Linked DNA regions of Mus musculus: regions 1 and 2 are each linked to region 3. The links are chromatin loops, found by intact Hi-C in ENCODE. Cell type or tissue: left cerebral cortex. All regions are shown on one strand. Each heading gives the region's core, and the rest is flanking DNA. Links, peaks and the distances in the headings are about the cores only. Region 1 overlaps Ttll11 (tubulin tyrosine ligase-like family, member 11). Region 2 overlaps Dab2ip (disabled 2 interacting protein). Region 3 holds the start of Gm13446 (predicted gene 13446).

Region 1 (9,983 bases), core at 1,215-9,214, 210 kb after region 3:
ATGTAGCATTCATTTGCCTCTTCTGACTGTGGATGGCACACAACCAGCTGCTTCAGGTTCCTGCCGCCTAGACTATCTTGGACAGTGAGCTAAGACAACTTTTCCTCTTCTTTAAGTTGCTCTTCTCATTTTATAAGAACACCAGAAAAATAACTAAAGCAAGTGATAAAAAACAAAACAACACCAAATGCAATCATTAGTAAGTTCTGCCTGCTAGGACCCCATCTCTTCCAGAGATCCCATGGTAGTCCAGAGAGGCTGGCATGATTACTCTTCATATTGAGGAGGCCATAGTGCTCAACTAGAGAGGTCAAGGCAGGTGGTCACGTTCTCTTGGCCAAGGCCACATTTCAGACATGGGTGGTGTCTTAGGTTGGGTTTCTATTGCTGTGATTAAACACCACGGGCAAAAGCAACTTGTAGCGAAAAGGGTTTATTTCAGCTCACAGTTCTTAGAGCAGGAACTCAAACAGAGGCCATTGAAGATTGCCGCTTACTGGAGCTACTCATGGAGCTACTTGCTTTTTTTTTTTGTGCAACCCAAGACCATCTGCCCAGGCGTGGCACCACCCACAATGGGTTGGGCCCACACATCAATCACATCAGCCCCGCCCCCCAAATGTCCTACAGCTTTGCCTACAGTCCAATCTAATGGAGGCGGTTCCTTGATTGAGGGCCCTAGCTTGTATCAAACCGACCAAAACTAACCAACATAGGGGTAGTGCTGGGGTCCCCACCATTGCCCTTTCCTCATTTTCTCTCAAGCCGGAATGAGGAGGAAAGACCCCCCAAGGCCCAGCCATACAGGGACTAAAGGGTAGCAAGTCTGCAATATTCCCGCAGCGTGCACGGTCACTGCCTACAAGCGTCACAGCAGGAAGACGCCACTTCCACCTTTGTCCTTGTCTGGATGGAGAAATGAGTAAGTGTGGAGACAGAGCCATAAATAGACCGTGCAGAAAAATCACTATCCCTAGAAGCCCGCGACACCAGTGACAAACAGTCAAGGGTGAAAGTAAACATTCCATCTCTCATTAATCACAGGTCACAGGCTGGCCCTGGCAGAGACCCGTGGTCCCAGTCTCCTTCCATCTGACATCACCCCTGATTCCACCATAACAGACGGATGCTTCAGACGCACTGGGAAGATGGCGCCTGAGAACTGATCATCCTTCCTTCCCTGCTTCATGCCATTCCAGATATCTCTTCTGTGACCAGTGGCTTCATGGGTGTTCTGAGGCTCCAAACTCATTCCCCAGCAAGCTGCCAACATCTCTGACTTAGAAAGAATGTCAGAGACAGCATTGTCCCAGGACCTTGCACAGCAATTACGCCTTGAAGGAGAAATACATGCATCCAGCACATGTCGCAGCTCACTTAATTCTAGGTGGGAGGAGCTTTAGGGTCCTCCCCTCCCCCTTCTTCCTTTGGCTGTTCCAAGCCTTGGGTTTGGGGTCTAATTTGTTAGTTGGTTAAGGGATGGGAAGCTGGTGATGACCTGCAACCTCAGCCCACCACGCAGGTGCAGGCCACTTCCTGGCACCTGCCCGCCTGCCAGCAAGGCAGGGGAGGAGGGGCCTGGGGCAAGCATAGAGGAAAAGAACTGTGATTTCATATATTGTCCTGTGAGGTCCTGAGTGGCAGGACGTCCTCTCTGACACTGCCACAAGTGCGTGCTGATTGCCATCTCTGATAGATCCATGTGAAATGGAATTCACAAGGCTCTGCGCACATCAATAACACTTCTGTATGATCCTGGGCTGAGTATTGTACTTTATGCTCTCCTTTGCTTTCTCTCTTCCATCCCTTCCTTCTTTTCTCTTTCTCTTTTTCTTTTCAGACTTTTACTGTGAAGCCCAGGCTGGCTTCATTCTCATCTGCCTGCTTCAGGCTCCCAAGTGTTCGGGTTCTGAGCATGGACGGCCACACTGAGCGTGTAGTGTACTAGTGACCCCTCCCTGTATCTGCATATACATATCCACTCGCTTTTTCCCAGACTGCACAGACGTTCCTAGTGCGTACACATCATGAGCTATAAAGCCCCTCTCACTACAGTGGGACACTTCTGTTTCTTTTTTCTTTACTAATGTTATGTTCACATGATGCTGTAACAAACATCTTTGCACACCTATCAGAACATGCCATACTTGAAGGAGCCATGCCTTTCTTCCAGTGGACACTTCCTGGTCACATCCTGCCAAAGTCTCCTGGGATTGGGACCCTGAGGGAACAGTGGGAGACACTGCACAGGAAGGTCTTCTTTTTACTTGCTTATTTATTTAGTGACAAGTTCTTGTGTGGCGCATGCTGGTCTCAAACTTGCTGTATAGTTGACGATGACCTTGAACTTCTGATCCTCAGGCTTCCACCTTCAAGAGTTGAGGTCACAGGTACCTACTGTCATGCAGCGTTGGGCATCAACCCCAGAGCTTTGTACATGCCAGGCAAGTGCTCTACCAACTGAGCTACATCCTCTGGAGGGAGACTATTTTTTTTATTTATATGAGTACACTGTAGCTGTCTTCAGACACACCAGAAGAGGGCATCTGATCTCATTACGGACGATTGTGAGCCACCATGTGGTTGCTGGGATTTGAACTCGGGATCTCTGGAAAAGTGCTTTTAACCTCTGTGCCATCTCTCCAGCTCCAGAGGAAGATGTTTTATAATGAGGAGTAAGGTCATGCAAAATGCTATCTATGAAAGGGTCTTTGGTAGTGATGAGAGGAGAGACAGGTGTTTTGAAATCTGTCCCTTGATTGAATGCTCCAGCACAGGTCTTCTCTGATTGTCAGCCACCAGACAGGACAGCCTGACCTCTGGAGTGGAACAGGCTGCCTGAGGTGCCATCTATCTCTTCCTCTTCTCTCTTCAACCCATCCCTCTCAGCCAAACCTCCCAGGTGCAGGCACGCCTCTGCAGCACCCTCCTTCCAGGCCCAGGAGAGGACCGCTCTGGGCCCCTCAGGTCTAGCACAGCTTTTTGAAGGAGTGGGTGTCTTCCTTCCCCTTCCACCTCTCACCTCTTGTCAGCTTCCCTCTGCAGCATCCACTGAGTGGCAGCTCCCCATCCCCCTGCCCCCTTGGCTGCTTGGTTCCCTTGTGCTGGGGTCCTCAGGGTGCTCCTCCCTTGCCCCCTTCCCTGTCCTCCCTGTCATTTATTAGCTGAGTTTTAAATACCTCCAGTGAGGAAATGCCATCTAAATTCCTCCCAGTCCTTATCTGCAGGCCACAGGGGCTTTTGCCTCTGGAATACCTCATTAGCATCTCAAAGAATCTGTTGTGGGCTTTCCTATCCTGTCTTTTTTACCTACCTTGATAAATGGCACCTCCACCTACCTACTTTCAGGAGTCAGAAACCCCGGGTCAGTTTTGAAACTTCTCTCCTACAACCTCAGCTTCCTGAAACACTTCATTCTGTACATCAAACACAGCAAGCCAAGCTCTCCACCTGCTGGGATGTTTGACCTCTGCCGGGCTGTGGGACACCTGTGCCCACCTCACCTGCCCTCCTGCCTCCGAAACTGCCTAATAGAGACCAGGTCAGCCCTGCATTCCCCTGACTGAAACTCAGGAGGGAATCCACACTCTCCTAAGTCCCTCATCCCTTTCTCTAGTGGGTTTGAACAGCAGTGTTCCCTTCCTACCATTCCACCCCATTCTGTCTCCAGAACACTCTCTAGGCCTACAATGCCCTGTCCCTGCATCCCGCCTGGTGACTCGTTGCATCTTTCTAATCTCAGTTGCTATTGACCATAGTGAGTTTATTTTTTTCAGTTGCACCTCCCTGATCCACCTCCTGAGAGAAATCACTCTATGCTATGCTCATTGAAAGGTATTTTCTTTTACAGAATTATATCTATCTATCTATCTATCTATCTATCTATCTATCTATCTATCTATAATACTTAGGTTACAGGAAGTTTTCTGTGTTACATGTCTGCCTGGCTGCTCTGAGCAACACCTGTGTGACACACAGCACAACTGTCATCCTACTTGGGCTATCAGTCACTATGCATGAAGACGGGAAGTGCCTCAGGTAGGCTCTGTGTGTGTGTGTGTGTGTGTGTGTGTGTGTGTGTGTGTGTGTGTGTATGTATGTATGTGTAACCAATGTGTCTGGCCTGGAGAAGACACCTGTGAATTAAGCTCCCTTCCTGATTTCATTAAGTCACCAGAGGGACCCAAGCTTGATGGGACAGCGTGTCCCTTGCAGGGCAGCTGCATAGACTCCATACACCCATGTGGTGGCCCTCTACACCCCAAGATGGTGGGTGGTGCCCTTTTACCTAGCTGCACCTTTGAGAATTTAGAGAAGCTGAAGGCTGGGCCTCGGGGGAGAAGGTGGGCTGTAGGGGTGATGTCCACTCACAAGGGGTCCCAGCCCTGTCCTCAAGGAGACAACCCCGAGGCGCTCTTCAGAGCCTGCCTGTCACTTGAGAGGTGAAAGGAGGTAGATCAGTGTCAGAAGATGGAGCAGTGGGTTCCAGCTTGACTCGCATTAGAACGTCACATGGAGCTCAGAGGCAGGAAGGGAAATGCTCCTTTATGCTGGAGTTTATTTTTGTCACCCTGTCAGAGAGAAATTGCAGCCCTGGGGGCATTGGAGCTGCACAGAATTACCCAAAACATTAACATGCAAATTGCCTTCTTTAGAGAAGGTAATTTTATTAGTGCACGAAAATCTGAAAAACCAGTTTCTTTCTTGTACGGTGCCTGGGCACAATCCTGTCCTGGAGCGCACTGGGGAAAGTGAGGAGAGACTTGAACTTTAGGATTTTGTCATCTTCTCTAGTCACACACCCTTAGCATGGCAGCTGGTGGCTGCCAGGTGGTGCTGCCCGGGATGGAGAGAGCAAGTGACTGCCTCGAGATCCATCCCACGTGCCTCAGAGAGCCCGAGGAGTGCCTAAGGAGTGCCTGGAAACCACTGTGGGGACTGGAAGCCTCCGCTCTGAGAACCAAGAGCCGCCTGTTCCTGTGGACGCTTAGTCACATCTATTTTAGAGCACATCTACTTCACAGAACTAAGTCACAGGCCCCCAAAGAGAACCAGGATCTGGCAGGAAGGCACTTGTGGGTATCAGAGGGGAGGGAAGGGAAGGGGAGGGGAGGGGAGAGGAGGAGAGGGGAGGAGAGGGGAGGGGAGGGAGTGCTGGGGCTGATATCAGGGATGGGCACTGCAGGAACTCTTAGGCAGGAAGGGTTTCACAGGGTCTGGTCAAGGCTGTTAAAATGGTGGGAATGGGAGGAATTCCGGGCAGGCAGAAACATCTGAGCAGGGGGGTAGAGATGGGGACCAGCAGTCTATAATAAAGGTGCCCATGGCAGGGGAAAATGGTGGAGGGATGGGGGATGGGAATGCAGAGAGTGCAGACAGCCAGCAGAGGTGCCTTCAAAGGCTGCTCTTTCACTCTGCTGTTGCCCAGTTTGTAACCTGTAGAGCTTGCTTAGAACAGAAAGAAAGAATTCCATGCCCCATGGGATTTTAGGAGGGAGGGGGTTTTCCCAGCCCAAGGGTGCCAAAATGACAGAAGGTTCTATGAGGCTGCGATTACATAAGGCTCCCTCCTCTTTTTAAGCAGTGAACAGGAAAAGCAGGGGCAGAGACGCCCACAGCCACCAAGAAGCTGCTGGGTGATGTCAGGTCTGCCCCAGCAGGGATGTGCACTCTTCCTGGGAGGCTCCACAACCTCCCTCACCCTCACCTGGATGGCAGCTGTGGCGCATAGCCATGGTGGGGGTACAGGGAACTTCTGAGAGACTCAGTGGTTGTCTTTTCTGAAGCCCAAGGGGGTAATGGTGTTGCTATTGGCATTTGGAGCTGAGTAGCTCTTTGCTGGGGCTGCCCAGGACATCATGGGGGTTTAGCAGTATCCCCAGCCACTGCCTGCTAGATGCTGGTGACAGTTCTGCCCACAGTGGTGACCAGACACGCTCACACCCTGGGAGAACTTGGGGCTCGGGCTTTAAGCCCTGTGACTTTCTGTTCCAGTGGAATGAATGCACACTTGAGAAGGAAACCTTGGCACTGTGCTCTCTGCTGGAGACCTTGGTCTAGCTGGGACCCTCCGAGAGCCCACGTGCAGACCGATCAGATAGCACTTTTGAGTTTTAGGACGCCCAGCTTTATCGCAAGATTCCACAGAAAGCCTCTGCCAGTGATTCGTGAGACACATTCATGGTAGGTGCTGACTGATGGAGCTGAGTGTGCCCAAGTTCCAGGTGGGGGCCGTGCATTCATGGAAGAGGCTCCCGGGGCCCCACGGTAGTCCAGGCTGGCCTTATACTTGTGATCCTCCTGCCTCATCCTCGCAGGTCACCATTGTGTCAATGTCGGCATCTGGTGGGTTATCTTCCCCACCCAAGTGGAAGGCTCTTGTGGTTTGGATGTAGAATAAACCTGGCTTGTGACCTGACACAAGCTAGAGTCCTCAGAGAGTCAATTGAGAAACTGCATCCAAAAGATCTGACTGTGTTTTTTAAATTAATGATTAATGTGGGAGGGCCTAGACCACTGTGGGTGGTGGGGCCCCTTGACTGGTGGTCCTGTCTTTTTGTATTTTAATAATGTATTTAATTTCATGCCCATTTGTGGTTTTGCCTGCATTCATGTCTGTGTGAGGGTGTCAGATCCTCTAGGCCTAGAGTTGCAGACCGTTGTGAGCTGCCATGTGGGTGCTGGGCAGAGCAGCCAGTGCTCTCAGCCACTGAGCCATGTCTCGAGCCCTGGCTCTGGGCGCTATAAGAAAGCATGATGAGCAGGCTCCTAAGGAGCACCCCTCCATGGCCTCTGCATCAGCTCATGCCCCAGATGCCTGCCCTGACTTCCTTCATCGGTGGACTGTGATGCAGAAGTGTGAACCAGATAAACCCTTCCCTCCCCATCTTTCTTTTGGTTACCTTGCTTCTCCACAGCAATAGAAGCCCGGGCTCAGCCCGGGACCCCAGCACACAGGTGGGGGATTATCAGGCTCCATTTAGGAAGGAGACTTCAGAAAAACCCAAAGGCAATGGGGGGAGAAAAATAAAGCCAATGGCATAAGAGGAAACCCAGGCCTCTGGCACCGGCAGCCACAGCACAGTGAACACAGCCTGGGCCCAGGCAAGATAAATATAAAACTCTCAGAAAGGAGGGCTCGAAAGAGAGTTAAAAATATTTTGAACTAAATAAAAATGAAAACAGAACACACTGAAGTGTGTGGGACACAGTGTAGTCAGATTTGCAGAATCAAATACATGGATTAGGCAAGACGTTCTGAAATTGGAAAAAGAAATGTTTTCAGGCTGGGTGTGGTGACTCACAGCCTTGACTTCTGCACTCAGGAGGTGGAGGCACAAGTGAATTTGGGGCCAGTCTGGTCTACACAGTGAGTTCCAAGCCAGTCAGGGTTACAGAGAAATCCTGTCTTACAGGAAAAGAAAAAAGTCTTATTTTAGGAAACAGAAAAAGAGCAAATTCAAAATGGCCAAAGATATGGTAAAAATCAGAAAACAAATCTATGAAATTAGACACGAAATCAACAAGAAAAATCAATAAAACAGAGGAGTTTATCCTTGTGGGTGGGGATGGGGGATCAATAGAACTGATGAGCCTCTAGCCAGCTTAACTGAGGAGAAAAAGAAGATCGCTAACTACTAATTATACATTACTAATATCAGCAACCAGAGCAAGGGTCCTAATGTTAGCATCAGAAGTGTACCCCCCACCTAGGGCCACGCATGAGCGTCATGGATGACACCTATGCCTGTGAATTTAGTAATTCAGGTGACAATTTACCAAAATTTACATAAGGAAACTCATAATCCAACGAACTTAATAGCTCCTAGAGAAAGTTGATGAATAATTAACAGCTTTCCCTGCCCCCAAAAAGCACCAGGCCCTAAAGGGCTCCTCACTGTGAGTTCTCCCAGATGTTTAAAAGAAAATGGAGCTAAGCCACGTTAGACTGTTTAGAACAGAGACGGAGCACAGGTGTTCAGGCGCGTGCTCTGTAGCATTCTAGAAGCTTCCCAGCCTTCTTTGTTCTTACTTCAGTATTATCCCCCTGTAGTCTGATAACACCTTATCGAATTCTCTGCCTTCTGACACTGCAGGTCTGTAATTCCAGCTACCCAGCTGCTTTAAGGCTAGTTAATCTGAGCAACTCAATGAGAGTCTGTCTCAAAAACCAAACCAAACCAAACCAAACCAAACCAAACCAAACCAAACCAAACCAAACCAAACCAAACAGTAGTGGGGGTTCAGCTCTGTGGGAGAGAATTTGTCTACTGTGTATGTAGCAAGCAGGCCCTTGGTTCAATTTCCAGTCTTGCAATCAATCAATCAATCAATCAATCAATCAATATTAAAAAACACATTAATGGAGGTTTAACGTAATACTAATATGACGCATGGGTTAATATTCCCTAAGAATGGAGAAGAATGTGTATTCCAGTCTTATTGCGTGAAGCATACTAAACTCATCTACCAGGTCAAGCCCATGGAGCAAGCGTTCGGTCCACCTGTACCCTGACCCATTTCCTGGGCAGCTCCCCTGTCAGGTGCAGATGGGGCTGCTACTGTCTCCCAGTGGAGCTGCAGGTGCAATGCCTCGCTGCTGTCAGCTGCAGTCATGTGTGGCACTGTTATGTGCAACTAGAGGACTGACCCTGTGCTTACGGCCCATCTTCATCTCTGGCCATTTTCCTTGTTCTAGAGCCTGCTTTGTCCAGAATTGACAAAGGCACACCATCCCAGATTTGGTTTGTGTGAGTATATGTCTGTCTGTGTGTCTTCACCTCTTTCCTTGACTCTCTGTGTTTTTAAGGTTTAAATGGGGTTTTCATAAATATCATAGAGTCGTCTCTTTGTATATTTACTTTTGAATTATCATCATGATCTTCATCATCACCACCACCACCACCACCATCATCATCAGTAGTAACTCTGGCTGTCCTGGAACTCCTCTGTAGTCTAGGCTGACCTCAAACTCAGAGATCCACTTGCCTATGGCTCTGCCTCCCAAGTGCTAGGACTAAAGGCAAAGGCTACTACACCTGGCTTGTTTTCTTGTTTTTTAAGATCTTCTCAACAGGTTCCACATTTTAATTGACATATTTGATGTGGGATGTAAAACCATGCCAGGAAGTTTGGTAAGGAAGAGCAGGTTGAGACCTGGAGACTCTGTGGGCACACACCTGAGGCTTAGGCGACTCCCAGCTCCCTGCCAGATTTCTGACTTGGAACACATGCCATGCTTCTCACATAAAAGTGCTTCCCACATAAATGTGTCCTATGATCAACAGCGTTCTCCATGCTAATGAGGTACCTAGAGGCCCGGAGGGCTTAGCCAATAAGCTTCCCTCCCAGACATTCCTCCCTGCAAAGGTATTTAATCTCAAGCCTACTCTGAGAAGTGGGTATGGTATGGAGCGTGGATGTCCAAGAGTGGCATGGGATAAATGTAGTCAAACTCCCCGAGTTCCGACTCCCTAAGAGGCCGTGCCCAGTGGCAGAGCAGACGGACTCGGACCCGCAATTTGAGGCTCTCACATTTAGACTCATGGCTGATATAATTGGATTAATACATGTAATGGCTGCAACTGTTTTCTATTGATTTTCTCTGATCTTTCTTTTCTTTTGAAATCTTGAAATCTGCTGGCTTTGGTTTCAAGCAGAACATTTTATATGGATATTTTCTCCATTTCTTTCTCCTCTTCCTCCTTTTCCTCCTCCTCCGATTTCTCCCTCTCCTCTTCTTTCTTCCGTCCGCCTCTCCCTCCTCCTATCATTCTAAAGAGTGGACCATAGGTATGTGACACCATGCTAGCCTAGCTTAAAATGCATATTTAGCTAATAACTCCATTTTCAAATACCAACATGTCACTTCAGAGAAAAATGAAAAAAAAAATCTAGGTGACTTTGCTCTGAATTTTTTTGCTGCAACTTCAAGAGCAAAATCTATTAAAGAAACAATGAAACAAAGAAAGTTGGACTTTATT
Region 2 (9,983 bases), core at 1,389-9,388, 160 kb after region 3:
CTGTATCGGGAGACTGACAAGAAAAAGAAAAAGGAACGCAACAGCTACCTGGGCCTGGTGAGCCTGCCTGCCGCCTCTGTGGCTGGGCGGCAGTTTGTGGAGAAGTGGTACCCAGTGGTGACACCCAACCCCAAGGGTGGCAAAGGCCCTGGGCCCATGATCCGAATCAAGGCACGCTACCAGACCGTCAGCATCTTGCCTATGGAGATGTACAAGGAGTTTGCGGAGCACATCACTAACCACTACCTGGGGCTGTGCGCAGCCCTGGAACCCATCCTCAGTGCCAAGACCAAGGAGGAGATGGCGTCGGCTCTGGTGCACATCCTGCAGAGCACGGGAAAGGTGAAGGTGAGTGTGGCGCTGCTGCAGGAAGGCCGGCTGTCCACGCTTGATGGATCTGGGGTGTTATGATCTGCTTCATTTCGGAGGACTGGGGTATATCCATTTCAGCCACATGGGCTCCCTAAAATTGAGCCTTGTGCCATGCGTTGGGAAAACTTTGTACTCTACCAGTAGCAGTGCCGCGCCCTGAAGGCACTTTGCACAGAGAATAGACCAGAACTAGTAGCGCTGAGTGGGCTCCCCTGCTGTGCTCGTGCTGGAGTGTGCCTGGACTCTTCCAGCATGTAAGCCCAAACCCACATACCAGTGAGATACCGGTTGGCAGCTATTCCCAACAGATGAGCTACCTTCAGAGCCCTGGTCTCAACCCACGCCTTCACATGGAGCTTTACACACAGGTGTACAAGTATGCACACTTCCTAAGTATGCACAGCCAGACATGGTCCTGGTGACTGTAGAAATAGGGATTAGAAAGCCGTGCAGTTGGGCTCTGCTTCAGAGCCAGAGGTACCCAGCTGCTGCTGCTGCCACCTTTTAGTGCTTGCCACTCTTGATCATGGTCCAGAAAGGACACAGCTTGGCTCCACCTAACTGGTCTAGAGAACGGAATATCTCCAGGAGGCACACCATTTCAGTAGCGCATGGTTCTAACGGGCTTTGCTAGTGTGGTGAGATGCTTTCCAGTCACCACTCATTGTCCCTTGGGAATTGCTGTCCACAAAGAGTCAGAGGAAAGGACTTGAGCTCTACTAGCCCCTGCACTATGGGAGACTTGAGGTAACGGGCCAGGGAATGATAAAGTTTTGAGAACGAAGGCTTGTATGAGGATGGGAGTAGAGGGTCACTTTGAGGTAATGTCCTAAGCCCCAGCCTATTGTAGTCAGGGAGGCCCAAGAGGGGAACTGGGTTTGGATGCTCAGTGGGCAGAGCTCAGTGGTCTAAGACTCCATGAACCGTTGATCAACTCTTAACCTCTTCCTAGAGGCCCTGGCAGGGGGAGGCCCTGGTTGGAAGCCCTTTGTCCTCTGCATCCTCCATTGGCTGCTGGACTGACTGGCCCTGCAGAAGGACAGGGAGGGAAAAGGACTTCCTTAGGGAGAGTGCTGCCTTCTTCCATGTCTTCAGGACCCTCTTCCCCATATGCCTGCCTTCAGGCTGGCTGGGTAGGTTGCCAGCTAGGCCAACTCTTGAAATACTGCATGGTTTTTGTTGTTGTTATAGTCTGGTTTTTACATTTTTAAAATTCTATATGTACAGGGACTTTGCTTTGCCTTCATGTATGTCTGAGCACCACATACATGCCTGCTTCCCACAGAGGTCAGAAGAGGGACTAGAGTTACAGACGATTGTGAGCCACCATGTGGGTGCTAGGAGTCAAAGCTGGCTCTGAAGAGCTGCCAGTGCTCTTATTTGCTGAACCAGCTCTCCAGCCCATACAGCCGGGCTTGGCTTTGCTGGTGGTGGTGGGCTAGAGATTCTGGGGAGTTTGAAGAGAGTAAGCTGGAAGGTTTAACCTTCCCTGCTGCTGAGTCTTTTTAGCTCCCAGTCCCAAGGGCTGCTATGGCTTGGGAAGCTGATATATGAAGTAGCCAAGAGGCACACAGAGAATGAAGGGGTAGGAAGTAACTGATGTCTCTGGGTTATTGCCTCAGGAACAATCTAGAACTAGCAGGGCATTCTTGAACCAGATAGAACTCATGCTGAAGACTATTTGTTTGTGAGACACTGCCCTCCCAATGTAGCTGCACTCCGAGGGCCCCAGACCTGAGTCCTGACACCTCTTGCTCGCTCTTAGGTCCTGCTTGTCTAAGCTGTGTGCTTTTCCAGTTCCCATCCTAGGACTCCCCTCTCAGTGAACTTTCTGTGATCTTGGATGCAGAACGTGACCCCAGATGGTTGTGGGGCCTTGGGCAGGTTGTCTATCTGCTCTGTGCCTTGCTTTCTCTCTTCTGCTGCCCACCTCTTAGGATTCATGTCTTACCCCAGTGCTGAGGTCCAGAGCTGTTACAGAACTTCAGGAAGATGGTGGCTTTGGATAGAAGTCATGGTGCTGCTTCAGCAGGGATGGGTCCTTACCTCTGATTGTATTTCCAAGATGTGCGTGGGGTGGGGGTGGGGGTTGTCAACCATAGCTTCCTCTTGGACCCACCTATCTCTCAGCCCTTCCTTTTGTTGGTCATCTGGCCTCCTGGATTAAGGTCTTAATTCTGTATTTCAAAAGATCTTCAAAAGTTGGGCACATTGAAATGAGTTTTGAGAACTCCAGAAACCCTGGCCCATGCTAGATTGCTGGGCATCGTCTCCTGCCCTGTAGACTTTGGGCTTGAGAGGAAGGGAGCTCTCATCCTGTCAGATACCACAGCCAGAGGCAAGGTACAGCTCAGCTCCTCTGCCAGTGTCTTCCCATGGTCAGCTGGGCTGTCCAGCAGCCAAGGACAGTGATGGTTCTGCCAGCTCAGCTCAGTTCAGTTCCACTCTGCTCCCTTTCTGCCTCCCTAGGACTTTCTAACAGACCTGATGATGTCAGAGGTGGACCGCTGTGGGGACAATGAGCACCTCATCTTCCGGGAGAACACACTGGCCACCAAGGCCATCGAGGAATACCTCAAACTTGTGGGCCAGAAGTACCTGCAGGACGCACTAGGTAGTGGGGACATTACAGGGCCAGCAGGTGGCAAGGGCTGGGCGGTGCTCATCAGACCCTCACTGCTTTCTCCATGCTCACCCGCCCGCCCACAGGTGAGTTCATCAAAGCTCTGTATGAGTCAGATGAAAATTGTGAAGTGGACCCAAGCAAGTGCTCATCCGCTGACCTCCCTGAGCACCAGGGCAACCTCAAGATGTGCTGTGAGCTGGCCTTCTGCAAGATCATCAACTCCTACTGGTTAGTGCCACCTGTTGGGAGCTGTGTGCTCCTTTTTTGGCCTAATCCCTCCCTTCCATTCATCTTGACTATCTTTTTTTGTCTGAATGCCCCCACTCCTGCCCTGGGTGCCAGCATCTGATTCCACTGGGTTGTTGGACGGCCAGGTTCCTGTCACGCCCCTTTTTGAGTTCTTAAATATAGGAAAGCACTCAAGAATACCTGTAAGGTGTGTGTGTGTGTGTGTGTGTGTGTGTGTGTGTGTGTGTGTGAGAGAGAGAGAGAGAGAGAGAGAGAGAGAGAGAGAGAGAGAGAGTGTAAAACCTGGAAATGGCTGTTTCTCTACCTACAACTGGTGAGCACCCTGCACACGCAGAGGCGAATGTCAGTGCGCCGGTGCAACATGGAGCTAGAGCCCTGGTGTCCTGGCACTGCTCCAGTGGCTCCTCATCTGCCTGTCCCTGACGATTATTACCCTTGTATCAACTGAGGGAGCACTAGCTAGTCCTCTGACTGAAACAGAGCAGAGAAGAAAGGGGTAGTATTACAGTAGAAATGAGTTACTTGTTTGGGGCTACAAATGGGGCTGGAATTCGTTCCTGGGAAGCTTCTCTTAAGGCCGGTTTCCTAGGCACCTGCTGCATTTATGACGCCTTGCTGGCCTGGTGCTAACCCTGGTTGTGCTTAGCACACATGGGACTGACCTTGTAGGCCTTGCTGCCAGCCACAGTGCTGAGTTTGTATCCACATGAGAGAAGCTACTTAGGTGCCTGTACCATCATCTCAGCTCAGAGCTATGCTCGTCCTGCCCAAGCCACTCCAAAGCCATATCTCCACATTTGTCTGGTTCTTTCTCCCGTGTCGTCTCCTTTGATCTTACATAGTCTGGCCCTACATGTAACCTAATCGTCCATACCCTTGCAGTCAGAAGCACTAGCTCAGAGGTGCCACAGGAAGTGCTTGCCTTTCCCAACAGATAGGCAAAGGCAGGCCTCCTGGGTAAACCGTGACCTTAGGAAGGGGTCAGTGTGGCCAGTGCTTGTGGTAGTGCCCACTTGTCCTGGTCCCTCAGCTTGTTTTGCATGCGATGCTTCTCTGGGGTAAGGGGACAATTGTAGAGCCTTGAGCACCCTCGGAACACACTGTCATCTCCCCACTAAGCTGCATTCTCAACCTTTGCTCTCCATTCCATTGGAAGACCTTCTGTGATAGGAGTCTCTTCTTTCTGTCATCTAGAAGAGACTTCTCTTCTGGACAAGACCATCAGTAGACATCACCTGGCAGTAGACTGCCTACCCCCATTTCACTAGGCAGCCTTGCTGACTCTGCCTCATTTATTGCCCCACGTCCTGTCTGCTGGGCTCAGGACAGAGTCGGTAGTAGACTAGGTCCAAGGAGCACTGGGGTCTGGTATGCCCTGGGGTGAAAAGGTAGGAAACTCACCTAAAGTGGGTATTCAATGGAGCCAAGAACTCTGTGCTAGTGCCTTCTTAACTGTCACCCCAGGAAAGTTTGTTTCTCTCCCCAGCTAGTTCATGACAGACTGTGTTCTCGCTAGCTGGGGAGACTCCCTGTCCAGTCATCATGAGCTCTGTGGGAAACCCAGATTCCTATGACATCATTCAGGCAGAGGGATGAGTCTTGATAGCCAGAAATAGGAGCCCAAGGAACAGCGATCTGCCTGCCCTGTGGCTTTCTTCATGCCTCTAGACCCAGAAGCCTATTGTTGGAGCAGAAAGAGGTGCTCCCCTTGGGAGGACGAGCGCGATTGTAGTGGCATTCTTGCTATTTATATTGGCATGGAGCCAGTTCCACCCGCCTCCACGCTCAGCACACTTGGACCCTTCACTGAGAGTCTACCCTGTCTGCTGAGCAGCCTCTCTGCCCACCCTGGCTGGCTGTTTCCTTAAATGTCTGAGATTTCGTGGCTGCAGAGCCCTGAGCTCATTCCACCATCAACATAGAGCTGTGGTTGGAACTCAGGGTTCCATGTGACTCAAACAGATCTGACCCCCAGGCCCATCTTTGTTCCTATGCAGCGTCTTCCCACGGGAGCTTAAGGAGGTGTTCGCCTCATGGCGGCAGGAGTGTAGCAGCCGAGGCCGGCCAGATATCAGTGAACGGCTCATCAGCGCCTCCCTCTTCCTTCGCTTCCTGTGCCCTGCCATCATGTCACCCTCGCTCTTCAACCTGCTTCAGGAGTATCCTGACGACCGCACGGCTCGCACCCTCACGCTCATTGCCAAAGTCACCCAGAACCTGGCCAACTTTGCCAAGTGAGTGTTGTGTCCCATGGGATTGAAGTACACAGGGACAGAAACTTGGTGCATGTGTGACCTTGGCCTGGACTAGTGAAGTAGGCCTTGGTTTTGTTTCTGTCCCCCTTAGTCTCTCCCCCGCCACTTACCTCAGAATAAACCCTCCCCCACAGCCACCCTCCCAGTGGTGCAGTGCCGTTTGGTATGCTTCTTTGGGTTTCAGAGGTGGGAAGAGAAGATATTTTTTCCTTCTGCTTTTTTGAATTAACATATTATCATAATATGCCATAAGGATTCTCGTATGTCTTTTAGCACCAAGCTCCACTTTGCAATGAATGGCTGATTTCCTGAGTAGCTGGGCACTTGGGTTAATGCTGCCAAAATGATTGCCTGTAAAGCACTTCTGGTGGTTTTGTAGAAGTTTTGTTTGTTTGTTTGTTTGTTTGTTTAAGATTTAATCATTTTATGTGTGAGTTTTTGCCTGCATGTCTGTCTGTATAACACATGAGTGCTTGGTGCCCACAGAGGTCAGAAGAGGGCATCAGACGCACAGAAAGTACATTAGGGATGGCTGTGAAGTACCATGTGGATGCTGGAAATTGAATCTGGGTCTTCTGCAAGAGCAGCAAGTGCTCTCAACCACTGAGCCATCTCTCTGAACCCCTTGGCTGCCATTATAGACAGAGTAGATTAAAGTGGCAGGGCTGGGTAGTCTTATAATTAATTCATAGTTGGATTGAGCCCTTGCCCAGGTCTGTCTGAGCTGGGCCCTGACTGTAGACATGATCAGGCATGAGGCAAGTCCAGTAGAGAAAAGGGTGGGACCAAGACGAATGACAGAGTCTCAGGGGAGCAAAGGCTTGTGGGGAGAAAAAACAGGAAGGCCAATCATCTAGCTCAGATAAGGAACAGAGGCTGGCATGATGGCAAGGGCCTGGTACCAAAGGAGTCTAGGAGAGATGAGAAGTAACCCATGGGGGCCACAGGAACCTGAAGGCCACATGGTGCAGAGATGGACCACACAACATGGCCCTTACCTCTTCTGGATCCTGAAAAGGATCTCCACTGAACATGGTATGGCTGATAAGAGAGACTGAGGGAGGCTATAGCCAGGTTTCAGTTAAAAATGATAGGCATGGGGGAGGGGAGGCAGTGGCCTAGGGACAGATAGTAGGTGACTAGAAGATCAGGTCAGCAGGCCGAAGGGGAGCTGACAGCACTGCCAGACCTCTGACTTGTCCAGTGGATGATGGTCTCTTCCCTGAGAAAGGGGAATCCGGAGGAGGGCACTGGTCTTGGGGGTGTTCCTGATGACTAAAACCCTGAGCCAAGTGTGGATCTGAAATTGACCTCTGTGCTTGGCTTGCAAATCTGGAGGAGAAGAGGCAGGAGCCCATAATGGGCAGTGTTAGAGGAAACACGGAAAACTCTAGTGACTTCCGTTCTGAAGAGGGTAGAGTGGTCTTGGCCTTGAGAAGAAGGCCCTAGTGACTCCGAACCTTGCTTGGCAGCAGCCATGGTGAGGAAGGAGATGAGATCTGACTCAGGTAAGGGCCTCACCTTGGCCACCCTTTTCTGTCCAGGTTTGGCAGCAAGGAAGAATACATGTCCTTCATGAACCAGTTCCTGGAGCACGAGTGGACCAACATGCAGCGCTTCCTGTTGGAGATCTCCAACCCCGAGACCCTTTCCAACACAGCAGGCTTCGAGGGCTACATAGACCTGGGCCGGGAGCTCTCTAGCCTGCACTCCCTGCTCTGGGAAGCTGTCAGCCAGCTTGATCAGGTGCCTGTTGCCTGGGTTAGATGGTATATCTGCTAGGTTGGAGGCCCTACACCTGTGGGCCAATCAGCTTGTAGTGGGGCTCTCTCTGGATGTTCACTCCCCAGCCGTTATAGCCGTTAGCTCTGCGTACTAGGTCCAGGTCTACCCCTGTGTGCTCAGCTCTGATAGCCCAGGTACACAGTGATGCTCATTCCTTACCCAAGCGGGAGAGGAGAGGGTCTGACTTAGTTGCTTTACTGAAAAAGCCCGTGCTCTTGGTTTGTAGGTACTGAGAAAGAAAGGATACTGAGGTCCTCCATGTGACAGATCAGACTTGGGAACCTCTGTAGAGCAGGACTTAGAGCTCAGTGGCAATGTACAAGGCCCGAGTTTGGTCCTAAATTCAGGAAAAAAAAGAAACTGTTTCATAATTGCCATTAGCTGTCAGTGGACAGGATTAGTCCCTGCATGCCTGACGCTGCTTCAGTTACCTGGCCCAAGAAACCCTTCCCTAGCCTGGAGCCCTGCTGATCTCAGTGGCTGTAGCCTACTGTGTTTACCAGGAACCACTTCTTAACTCACCTTGCTTTCCAGGGCGCTAGGGAATCACTTTACACAAGTGATGATTGCTGACCCCAGGCTGGTACCCGCCTCTTGTCCATCCTGGAGGTGATTGCTTTGCCATCTCATAGACACATCCTTACATTCAGGCACAAGTACATGTGGGTTTCTGCCTTTCAGTTTGTTTTCCAGTGAGAACTTAGCTGTACATGGTTGTTGTACCTCTCATCCACATTGTGAGTGTCTTCCCATGTCACGTTACTCACCACTACCTCTGGCCTTTTAGTGCAGTGGAGTATCCTGTAGTGGGAACACTGTATCTCACCCACTTCTCGCTGCCACTCTTGCTGTTGAAATTGCAGGAATGCAGTTTTGCTCATGACTTCCTCCCTCCTTCCGTTCCTGAGCCAGTATGCTGGTCACTGTCCCATGGGTCTCAGAACCAGGCAGGAAGTACAGAAAATGATCAGTGTTGTCACACAGGCAATAGGGTGTGACAAGAATGTGAGATGGAACTGTTGCCCCCACAGCTCTGCCATGGGGTTGCCAGCTCTTTCTTTCAGGGCTTTCCACTGCATGGTAGTGTCCGCTCCTTCAGCTCAGCTGGAATCCTCTACACATCTGTGCTGTGACACGGAGGTTCAGAAGGCACTAGGCCTTCCTCTCTTGGGCCTAGGCACTGTCCTTTCTTAGACCAGCACCTTGCATCTGTTCTGTATCTGGCCTCTACAGGCTCAGGCATCAGAGGGTGCTAGCCCACCTCCTTGATGAAGTAGGTAATTTGAGGGGCTACCAGAGATGCCTCTTGGGTAGGGAAGTGTAGGCTGGGAGATTGGGGGCTATGACAAAGCAGATTTGCAGTACTCTCTTGCTGGGTCTGACCGGTGGGGGTCAGGGCTCTGAGTTTCTGTGACATAGGTGACAACTGCCTGTTTCCATTCTTGTAGAGCGTTGTGTCGAAGCTGGGACCTCTGCCTCGTATCCTGAGGGATGTCCACACAGCACTGAGCACTCCTGGCAGTGGGCAGCTCCCTGGCACCAATGACCTGGCCTCCACCCCGGGCTCCGGCAGCAGCAGCGTCTCTGCTGGGCTTCAGAAGATGGTGATTGAAAATGACCTCTCTGGGTAAGAGCTGCGGGCTGTGCTGGGCGGGGTAGCTGTGCCAGCAAGGAAATGATGCCCATACATGCACTCACAAGAAGCCTGGTGAGACCCTGAGTGTGTGGAGCAAACTTAAGAGATGAGCTCCATTTGAGATAAATCAGAGCAGGCTTCTTGAAGGAGGAATGCCTCTGCTCTTTGGGAAAGGTGCATGTCTAGGAAAGACATTCTTGGGTTCAGGGTCGATCCCGAGCAGAGGGCTGAGAAAGTCTGTGTTTAGGGATAATTACTGACCCCAATCCCTGACGTTTCCTCGGGACCTGTGCTTCTTAAAAATACCCCTTCTTGCTGCGCGTGGTGGTGCCAATACTTGGGAGGCAGGGCAAGAGGACTGCTGTGAGAGGGGGTATGGCCTGCAGCAGAGATTCAGGCCTGCCTGCTTCTCTCGTGTCCTTGACAACTCCTCTGATACCCTGTTTTTTGCCAGGAATGTCAGCCCCCGCCTGTCACTCAAAAAGGGTAGCATAAGGAGGCAGGGCAGGGGAGGTTTCACTAGGCCCCCACTAGAGTTACCAGGCTGGCTAGGAACAGAAGAGGAGGCAGAGGGAGCCTCGGTAACTGTGAAAATGGGGATACAGTTCAGAGCCCAGGGATAGCAGAGAGATACTAAGCTAGGTTTAGGGTGGGCTTAGGTTTAACCGTGGGGCACTTCTAGACCCTGACAGCCATTGTCCCAAGATGCTCCTGCAGGGCTGGTCCCTAGAGAGCAGTTCTGTTGGACCAGCTACCTCACCAGTGATCCTGGGACTCTTAGCCCCTCTGCCACCCAGCCATATCTGCAGACCTGCCTGAGGCTGCCAGGCCTGCAGATGGTGGTGCTGTTGGTCTGGACTCACGGTTTTTCCCTTCTTTCCCTGTGTGTGCTTGTCTCCCTGCAGTCTGATAGATTTCACCCGGTTACCGTCTCCAACCCCCGAAAACAAGGACTTGTTTTTTGTCACAAGGTCCTCCGGGGTCCAGCCTTCACCTGCCCGCAGCTCAAGCTACTCAGAAGCCAATGAACCTGACCTGCAGATGGCCAATGGCAGCAAGA
Region 3 (9,983 bases), core at 1,282-9,281:
TGGGAGCCATTGTCCTCTGAAGGAACTCACAATCTGTTTGTGGCATTCCCTTGCTTTTCTACCATCAGGGACAGGGTAGCCTGGTATGGCCCAGGACTTGTTAGATGGTACTGGCCATGAGACTTGAGGCCTTTAAAAGAAACTCCATAATCTAGGAACAGGACGGCATGGCTCAGAGGGCTTCCAGATGTGAACTCTTGGGAATCGGAACAGAGGCTGGTGGGACAGCAGATCTTCCAGATGATTCTTTCCATCTCCACACCTTTCTACTGCCCACACCAGACAACCTCCTTTCCATGAGGCCACCGGAGAGGCAAGGGTTCAAATCCCAGCTTGACCACTTCTCAGTCGCTGAGTTGGGGCAAGGGGACGTTGGAGTACTTATCTGTGTGGCCCTGTGTTCAGAGTCTTCCTGAGAATAGAAGACCTAAGAAAAGCCAGGGAAATGAGAGATACCTGTCACAGACAGGATACTCCAGGGACGCTTCCTCAGGTCCAAGGGTTCACTGCATTGTGTGCCCAATAAATTGAGGAGGAGAAAAAGGACAGCTGAGCTTCCCCCCATCATGGGCTTTGTTGGGGTTTGCTAGGAGCTCCTCTGGATGCTCTAAGTACAGGATGGACCTGCTTTGAGGGTGGGGACTGGCAGAGTATGCACCATTTGGAGGTCTGCGGAGGAAATCACTGTGGGGCCGGGGTGGGGTGAACAGGGTGGCTCTGGACCACAGTCTGTGATCAGAGCAAGGACTGGGGTAGGTTTGGGGGAAGGGTCTACTCCTGCAGAAGCACTGCTGCGGCCCTGGGGTGGGAGGGAGAGTGCCAAAGTCCATGTTGGCACACACCTGTGATCCCCGCACTGCAGAAGCTGAGGCAGGAGGATGCTAAGTTCCAGCACGGCCACATAGCAATATTCTCTTCTAAACCAAAACAAAGCCCGAGAGGCTGCCATGTGGCTGGGGTGGGAGGGTGTGGTGATTTGAATGAGGATGCCCCCATATCTCTGTATGTCTCTGTCTCTGTCTCTGTCTCTGTCTCTGTCTCTGTCTCTGTCTTTCTCTTTCGGTCTGCCTGCTTGTCAGTGAATCAGATTGTAGCCCTCAGCCCTATGCTTCCCTACCTGCAGGCATGCTGCCTGCTTGATGATGATAGGTTAACCCCCTGAAACTGTAAGCAAGCCCCCAGTTAAATACTTCCTTTGATAAGAGTTGCCTTGGTCATAATGTCTCTTCACAAAACAGAACGGTTACTAAGACAGAGGGAGAAAGAAGTGGGGGGAGAGGGAAGGGGAAGACATGAAGAGAATGTGGGGACGAAGCCACGTTGGGCCAATCACACACATTCCTGGGGGCTGTGCTATGGTCTTCAGAGGTCAGGGTATCCTCAACTGCCCAATTTATGAATTACCCAGCAGCCCTCCAGGGCCTACCCTCACGCTCCAGAGGCACTAAAGAGGAAACTGAGTCACTGAAAAGGGAGCTTGAGTGCTGAGGGTCGCTCAGCGGGTGCGATGGAGTGGGCTTTGGACCAAGGCAGGTAGATTGGCACCTGGTCTTGAGCTCTGCCACCTGTGCCCAGGCAGTGTCCAGGCAGCATTAAGCCTGGCCAGACACCACAGCACTTAGCTCAGTGGGAGCAGGGCATCTGGGCTCCTCCTGGCCTCCCTTTGGCCTTAGGAAAGTTCAAGCAGAAAATCTGGGGCATAGAGACAACTGGAAGGATGTGGGAGCACACTATCTCAGTGTATGCATTCCCACGCCTCCTGCTTCCGGTCCTGTGAACTCCTCTTCATCCGTCACAGTCCTACCTGGCCAGCCCCGCTCCCCATGCTTTCTTGAATCTGCCGAGCTGACCACTAGCCCTCATGTTCTTACTTCACTCTCTTCTTGCTCTCAGATTGCAAGCTCTGAGTCTTCCTTTTGGGCATCTGGATTTCCGGCTGGGCCAGGCTCAGGACCTGACAGAGGCAGCACTACTTCCATGCTGGGCTGGTAGTTTGACCTTTGCAGAGGCAAGCAATGATCAAGCTTGCTGCCAGGCACACGTCCTCTCTCCCTCATGCCTCCTGCAGGGCTCCCAGCCCCTCAGTACTCTGATTGATGTCTCACTCCACTCTTTTCTTCCTTTACTTTTTCTTCTCCCTTCTTTTCTATGCACTTTTTTTTTTTTTTGCGGGGGCGGGGGGACAGGGTCTCTTGTAGTCCAGAATGGCTTCCAGTGTACCAGAGGGTGACTTTGAACTTCTGATCCTCCTGTCTCCATCTCTAAGTGCTAGGATCACCATGCTCTGTTTATAATGCAGTGCTAGGGATGGAAGCAGGAGTTCTTGCATGCTAGCTGGGCGCCCTACCAACTAAGCTACACCCACAGCCCCTATTTAACTCCTTTCTGTGCCTAAGGCAACTGTGACTGGAGCAAGATCTCATGCTGGGCTGGCCTAACAGACTTCATGGGGAGCTGTGGGTCTCAGACCCACATCATATGCTACCCCAACCCATCCTTCCTGCCGCTCTGAGCTCTCTGACATCTCTGTGCATCTGCCTGTATTCCTCCATCATCACATGCTACAGCAGAGCTCTCTGTGCCCCGCCCAAGCCCTCTTCCTCTCCCTGGAGCAGACCAACTGCCTCCAGGTCATCCTGGACCCCCACCCCCACCCTGCTTCTCTGCTGGCCCTGCAATGCCACTCAAGATCCCCTCAGGTGTCCTGAATCTATGCACTTTCCGTCAACTCCCACCCCCTGCTGGAGTTCCCAGGGTTTTTACCTTCAGTGATAGCAATGTCCTAGGTGGCCTCTCTGAGTTCACTTGTGGCAGCAGCCAAGGAGCCTCTTGGACCCACCCCTTGCCATGGGCTTCATACTTCCCGGCCCATAGAGCTCTCCATGATGCTGCTTCTGATCTTCCTCTCTTCCCCAAGCCATCCTCTCACTTGTCCACCCACTCTAGACACCCTGGCCATCATCTTGAACCTTCTACCCATCAGCCTTTGCGGTGGCTCTGCCCACTCATGCTTGATGGCCCCTTGGACTTTGCACAGCAGGACCCATCAATCCATTGTTCAGATCCGATTCCTCTGGGCCTCTATTTGCTTTCTCAATAGCATCTATCTTTGATGAAAGAGTGTGTTTCCCCTCAGCTAGATTATAAACACACAACAGTGGGAATGCTGGCTACACCAGGCCTCATACCAGGGCTAGGCCAAAGTCAGCACTTGTAGAATGTTGAGCCTGCAGGCCTTTCTGCTCCACCAACTGTGGTTTTACAGTTTAACCTACAGAAGTCATCAGATGGATACGAGTGGGGTACATGAAGACATTCCTCACAGTGTTGGGGATGTAGCTCAGGCAGCAGAACGTTCACCTAGAATGCATGCAATCCTGGGTTCAGTGCCTGGCGCTGAGGTGAAAACCATCGTGGTACCACGCGCCTGTACATCCAGTACTCAAGGGGTGGAAGCCAGAAGAGGAGACATTCAAGGCCACCCTGAGCGTCACGGTGAGTTCTTCATCAGCTGGGGAGCCACATGAGATCCTGTCTTTAAAAGAAGGAAGGACACTGATTGTAAGGTTGCTTGATTGTATGACAACCGGAAGTAATGCTAAGCAAGTCCAACAGTCACAGCCAAGAGCACTGATGTCACCAAAGAAAGGGAGAGTGTGGTGGCGACACAGTTATTACAAAGGAGCCCTGGAGAGCAGGGACTCTGGGTGCATCTGTAAACATGTCTACTTATGGGTGGAGAAAGTGCCAGAGAGTCAAGCTTTGTTCCTTGTCTGGAAAAGGAAAAGAAGCTGGGGAGGGTAGCAGCCCATGATGGAGGTACAGACACCAAGACTCACTTCCTGCCCTGGACTTCATTGTGAAAAGCTTTGTCAAGTCCTTCAGCTTCCTTGGCTAGAGAACGGGCCTCTGCTCTCCCCATTGGCTGCACCAAGCTGTGGAGAGGGTCAGAGCTGGAGAGAGGGAGAAGCCATACCTTCCACTGACTGTGAGAGATGGGCCGGGCCCTAGGCTGTCTTCTCCTTCTAGCCTAGTGTTAGCCCTGAAGGATGGTCCAGTTACTCCAGTCATCCAGCAGCTAAGGGCATAGTCTAGTTATTAGCTAAGGGGACTACCCTTTTTAAAAACAAACAAACAAACAAACAAACAAGCAAACATATTTTTGTTGATTATTTAGGAATTCCACATAATGCACTCTGATCATTTTTTTAAAAAAATAAGAACTCTAATAGCCTAACTTGGCCTTGAACTCATTCTGTAGCTGTGGGACCTTGAACTTCCAATTCTCCTGCCTCTGTCTCCCAATTGTAGGCATTACCACCACATCTGGTTAACGTGCTGCTGGGGATTGAATGTAGAGTTTTATGTACACACACACATACACACACACACACACACACACACACACACACATACACACACACACACACACACACACTCGTGTTCTACAAGCATGGAGAGGTCAAAGTACAAATTTCAGTTGTTTCTTTCTGCTGTGATTTCCGCAAATCAAACTCAGGCTGTCGGGCTTAGGTAGCAAGTGCTTTTACCAAAACACTAAGCTAGCATCTTGTTGCCAGCCTGCCCCAGTCCAGTTTAGATTCCCACTAATGTGGTTAAGGCTGGCCTTGAACTCACTACCCTCCTACCTCAGTCTCCCCAGTGTTTGCTGATCTGTAGTGAGTCCTAGAGCCCCCAGGATGCCCCAGGACCGGAGAGAACTCACCTTCTTGCTGGGGAAACATGGTCCCATTCCCTATACTTAACTCCCCCCAGCCCCTGCAGTATCCCTTCCCCAGGCACCCTTAATGAGGAGATCCAGGGAGCCTGCTGCCCACAGTAGGCTTGGGTAGGGCCTGGCCTCCCTGTAATTAAGGCAGCAGGAGGCTGGGAGCCGGGATCCTGTCATTCAAAGTGTGGAGGAGGGGAGAAGGAGCAGGAGGAACCTCCCTGTGGCCAGGCTGACCACGTCAGCAGCCACTGGCTCTCTGGGAGCCGCTAGGTAGCAGCTGGGATAGACTGTATGGATGCCGCTAGCTCAGCATCACCCTGGTCCAAGCCAGTGCAAGCCCATACCATGGACTTAGGGCAGAAAAAACTTGATCTGAGTCCTGTAGACGTATGTCCCCCATCCCTCTCCTCTTGATCTCTCTACCCAACTCCACAGCCATTCCTCCAAAAAAGCAGGCCAATGACGGCTCGGATCTCAGCGTTCAGCTAGGCAGAGGGCCAAAGGTATCTCTTCTTCAGCAGGCAGCACTGTGTGTTGGGGAGGTTGGGAAAGGGCTGCTCAAAGGGACACCCAGGCACCCCTTGGAAAGGAGGTCAGCCTCTGTCTGAACAGATGCTTCCTGTGGCCCCTGGAGCAAGCCTGCACTCCAGTTGTCCCTCTGGTCCTCTGAGCTCTATCTCTGTGCTCGTCTCACTGGAACCTTCTCTAGTCACGTGACAGTCTGTCTGCTCCCCACCAGATACTCCCCTGTCAGCACAGGTCTCTGCTCCTGCCTCTGCATCAGCTTGGACACGGTTCACTCTGCTTGCATTTCCCCTCCTGGACTCCTTGCTAGGAGCCCATGGTACTGGCCTGCACTGGTTTGGGCCAGGGTGATGCCAAGCTAATGAAAGCCTCTTTGTCTTTCCACTGCCTGGTGCCAAGGCTGTGACCTCTCTGGAACCCAGACCTGCCCAGGTGGTCACTCACAAGCTGTGGCCTGGACACATCTCTAAGCTGCATTGTATTTGTCTATGAAATGGGTTTCTAGCAGAAGCCACCCTTGGGAGACTTTCCTGGGAAACGGGTGGGTAAACACTCCAAACGGTACCACAGTGGGTGGGCTTAACAACTTGTCCCCGTGTGACCACAGCTGCTCTTGTGGAAGCTATAGACATGCTCTGTCCATCCCTGCCCCATCCTTCACACAATGGCCAGAGAGGTCTTCTTAAGGCAACTGGAATCATGTCACCAACCAGATGTCCAACTCCAGCCTCTCTGAACTCCCTCTCCATCTCTTGCTCAGCTCTATCTATTCGTTCTAACCACTAGAACAAATCTGACGACTACCCAATGTCTCATATGCATGCCTTTCATCCTTCTCTACCCGGCTAACTGCTACGTGCCTTTTCCCCCAGGGAGCACCCATGACCATCTCGCTCATTCCAGTGAGCCCCTATTCTCTGTGCTCCAGGGGTACGATCCTGCATGCTCCATTGCAGTAACTAGCACAGCCGGGTGCCGATGCCCCTGCAGTGGGCCAGACATTTCACCTTGCTCTCTGCTGCAGACCCAGCACAGCACGGTGTCTGGCAAGGACTGGATTCTCAAAAAAAAATATTTAGTGACTGGATGGATGGATGAGTCAATTTCTGCATCCCACACTGCAGGAAATGTCTGAGAACAGATTTGAGTGGGAGGTTCCTGCAAGGCCTGGGAGAAGCCCCTGGGCTTTGGGGTGCTAGGCGGTGAACAGCAGACACCCTTATTCCCTCCCACGAGGAGGTCAGCCTCCCCATCCATTCGCACGGGTTTCTGAGGTCCCAGAACCAGCTTCCAGATGTTAAGCTCCGTGTCAGCCTTACCTTCTAGCTTTTCCATCTGCACAGCCGGACCAGATCCCTGCAGCCAGCAACGCGGGCAGCCAGGCCAGCCGTCCCCAGCGTCTTCCTATTTTAGACATCTCGCCGCCTCTGTCCCTTCTAATGTTTCCAGGCAGGCTGCGGGGGGAGGAAAAAAAGGTTACTGCTACTTTAAATGTACTGTATGAAGGCGAGGGCTGGAAAGGGGCCTGCTTGCAGGAATACCCAGTCATCTAGTTGGAGAAGCCGCCAGATGGAATACAAAAGGAGAAGCGCAGGCGCTCATGGAGACGGCCTCGGTTCATAAATCAGGTGGGGCCACGGCCCAGGGGCCCACACGCCATGGAGCCCGACTCCCTCCTGGACCCAGGCGACTCCTACGGTAGGTGAGCCGCGCCAGCTAAGTGGCTAAGTGGCAGAGTTTGGGATTTTAGCCCACTGCTCCAGCAGACTTTGCTTAGCTTTGGGAATCAGAGTTGAAATGGGTCGGGGGAGGCAGGCATCTGGGTGCCACCTGGTCTCTGGGCTTAGGGCAGACATGGGTGCCCTGGGCCTTGGGTCATGGGGCTGAAGGGTCCCCTTAGACGTGGCACTGGCATGGTCCGGTAACCGGATAGAGTTTCTTGGCTTCTTGTACTTTGCTCTTGGCCAAGCAGGAAAGGAAGTAAGTTTATAGCCCCCTGCTCCTTGGTCTCTCAGTCCCCTAGGTCTGCCTGCTGCTGTGGCAAATTCAATTAGTGAGGTCTGCAGAGAAGCAGAAATGAGCAGGCAACTGAATGTACCTTGTAATTAAAGGCCAGGGCTGAGCTGAGAGCTCCCGCTTTCCTCTCTGGTACACAAGGCCCCCAGGCTGCTGCCATTGGGGAGCTATCCTTCTCAGCTCCCCTGGGGTCCTGGGAGCCCTAAGCAAAATGCTGGAGAAAAGTTGCTGTGGTCAGAGCCCAGGCAGAGTGGGATTGTGGTCTGGAAACCACAGAATGGTTCTTCTAGGGGGGCTTCAGGAGGCTTGGGACCCCAGGGACACAGGTATTCAAGCTTACTGGCTACTTGGCTGGCCAGGCTGCAGCTCATTTGGCTAGGATGCTGGCATATGGTGGCTGTCTCCCAGCAACAGAGAGAAGCAGGAGGGCAGGAGTAAAGATGAGAGGAGGAGGTTGAGAGTGCAGGATGAAGGGTTTACTGGGGAGACAGGGCCCTTAGGTAAGGTAAGGTACTGTAAGCCAAGGAGGTTTTCCATGGCAAACGACTTAGGCAAGTCTTCTCAGGGTTGTGGCCCTTTGGAGACCACACACTCCACTAAAATGAGATAGCTCTTCTCTCTCCAGACTCCCTTGTTCCAGCCAGGCCTGGCTGCCTGGCCCAGAGTCAAGGCCAAATTCCCTTCCTCCTACAGCAGCCCAGCTCTGTCTAGAGAGAGAAGAATTTTGCCATGCTTCAAGCTGCAGCCCCCAGTGGGGCTGAGCCAGGCCCTACTGTGAACCTGATGTCTTCAGACAGTAAGGCGACAGGGCACTGTATCCTGTGTGATCAGTGGGACACTTTATCCATGTAACAATCCGTCCTTGGAGAGGAGGGGAGGAGGGAGGAGGGAGGAATACAGCTCCTGTTCTGGAAGAAATTTTGGTCTGGAACGGGAGGCCACCCATGAATCCCCAGACCTGCTTTGGAGGGATATGTTCCTGGAGGGGAGCCTGAGGACACAGAGTCTGGGCTGTAAGATAGATAGGCTTGGCATTTCCAGAATTGTCCATCTCAAGCGTGGCATGGCCTGGGCATGACCCATAAAGGTTCCTTCATGTTGTTCCAGGAAGGCACAGATCCGATCCAACCTGGAAAATTGTGGATGTGCGGAGTGGTTGCAGGGATCAACATGTCTGGGCAGAGCCCTGGAGTTCCCTGGAGCCCCTTCCCATCCAGAGGTATCTCAGGAGCCCCTCTCTCAGTCCCCTGTGTTTGCCAACAGCAACCTCTGGGCAGGACGAGGCTGGAAACTGAGCCAGTTTTTATCTCAGTGGTGTGCAACCTGACCCCTGTCTTAGCCTGTTGATCTCCTGGATTCTGCTATGGCGGGGAAGTGTGTGTCTTGAATCAAGGAAAGAGGCATTGGGACAGAGGAGACTCCAGGCAAGGCCAGGAAGGGCAGAGGAAGAGCCCTTGTATTCTTATTCTCTCTGGGATTGTTCTCAGTAGAGATGAGCAGGGACTGGCTTCCCACCAAGCCAGCCTCAGAAATCTATAGCTGAAACTCGTTCCGGGTCAGGACGAGAAAGGAAGCCCCCTCTCCAGCTCTTACCATGCATCTGTTTATTCATTTGTCCACACTACCTCAGGTCATGAGCCGGGGGTGTGGTAGGAGGATGGGGGGCAAGAAGCCCAACTTTGCTGCTGCCTTTATGCAGTTCCCAGGTTAGTACAAAGCCCAGTTAGGCCTCCAAGGAAGAAGCCCAGGCACCATGGAACCCCTTCCCCCATGTCAAGGAGGGCTTTCTGAAAGAGGCAACTCTGTGCCATTGATAGCCCCTGTGAGTGAGGATGCCCACGACACAATGCTGTAGGCTGACAGTGGAAATCACATCCTCACCGACCCAGAAGCTGGAAGACCATTTCCAGGTGACCTGATTTCTGGTTTCTGTTGAGGGCTCTGCTCCTAGCCTGTGGATGGTTCCCTTCTGTTGAGTCCACGTGGTCTTGCCTCAGTCTGGGCATATGGAGAGAAAAGATAAGTCTGGTTCCCTTCCCATAGCGATAGTGATGCTCCTGGATCAGGGAGCCTTGGTTTCTTCCTGGGAGGCTCTATGACCAAGCATAGCCACGGGAGTGTGGGCAGGTCACTCAGATCCTCCATGACTCCCTCCTTGAACCATTTCTTTCCCCTGGCTTCTGGGACAGCCACCACCCATGCCTTCCTCCTGTTTCTTGACCCTTCCCCACTAGTACACACATGGCTTGCCTTTTAGGTCTGAGCCATAGACCTATACTTCTGTCCCTTTCCCCTACACCAGCTCTGCTGGCATGACCCACCTCAGGGCCTTTGCACAGGCTGTTCCTTCTGTCTGGGGCATCCCCCCTCCATCTCTTCAGCCATTTAACTCTAAATTTTTTTTGTCCTGGCTCCTGGAAAGTTGTCTTTTCTGAGAAGCCTTCATGTTTCCTGAGTCCGTTGAAACAGACCTCACTGTCTTGCTGTCTCTTGTCCAGTCTGTTCTGCTTTGTGGATTTTGTTGGTATGGGATTAACTATGCAGCCCTCTCTAATCTCTAAGCTCTCCGAATCCCCAGAGCACATCTCTCTGCTTGGCCTTAGTGGGTGTCCAAATATGCTGTTGTGTGAGCAATGAGCTGAGTGGATGCAGCTCACCTGGGGAAAGAGGCAAAGAAAAGCATTCCAGGCAGACAGAAGGGCGGTGCAAA

The links. Hi-C counts contacts between places; a loop is a spot of excess contacts. Peaks named below come from ENCODE experiments on the same cell type or tissue, not always from the same donor. Only the 100,000 strongest peaks of a DNase experiment are listed, where the experiment ranks them.
Region 1: a loop joins it to region 3, with 12 times the contacts of the local background. A loop is called at or near these places in 3 of 42 quality-filtered maps.
Region 2: a loop joins it to region 3, with 8 times the contacts of the local background. A loop is called at or near these places in 9 of 42 quality-filtered maps.

Annotation. Positions count from the first base shown.
Region 1 is chr2:35,763,458-35,773,440 of GRCm38, forward strand. The region is part of intron 9 of Ttll11 (tubulin tyrosine ligase-like family, member 11); the gene reads right to left. Among named protein-coding and RNA genes, the nearest start is that of 9030204H09Rik, 51 kb to the right of the region's middle. In left cerebral cortex, for the core only: a CTCF peak has its summit at 2,523 (motif pointing right); DNase peaks (open chromatin) are centred at 4,555, 4,926, 5,558, 6,174 and 2 more places; H3K27ac peaks cover 4,116 bases.
Region 2 is chr2:35,710,025-35,720,007 of GRCm38, forward strand. Dab2ip (disabled 2 interacting protein) reads left to right here. Exons shown (of 16, transcript NM_001114124.2): 6 at 1-348; 7 at 2,842-2,986; 8 at 3,082-3,226; 9 at 5,245-5,481; 10 at 7,047-7,248; 11 at 8,736-8,914; 12 at 9,829-9,983. Among named protein-coding and RNA genes, the nearest start is that of Dab2ip, 93 kb to the left of the region's middle. In left cerebral cortex, for the core only: no CTCF peak of the experiment used is centred there; DNase peaks (open chromatin) are centred at 4,863, 5,056, 5,390 and 5,669; H3K27ac peaks cover 2,425 bases.
Region 3 is chr2:35,551,658-35,561,640 of GRCm38, forward strand. Gm13446 (predicted gene 13446) reads right to left here and starts at 7,045. Exons shown (of 4, transcript NR_045894.1): 1 at 6,799-7,045; 2 at 6,577-6,711; 3 at 2,764-3,535. It also overlaps a transcript of Dab2ip not described here. In left cerebral cortex, for the core only: no CTCF peak of the experiment used is centred there; DNase peaks (open chromatin) are centred at 2,366, 5,276, 5,838, 6,410 and 5 more places; H3K4me3 peaks cover 2,908 bases; H3K27ac peaks cover 3,239 bases.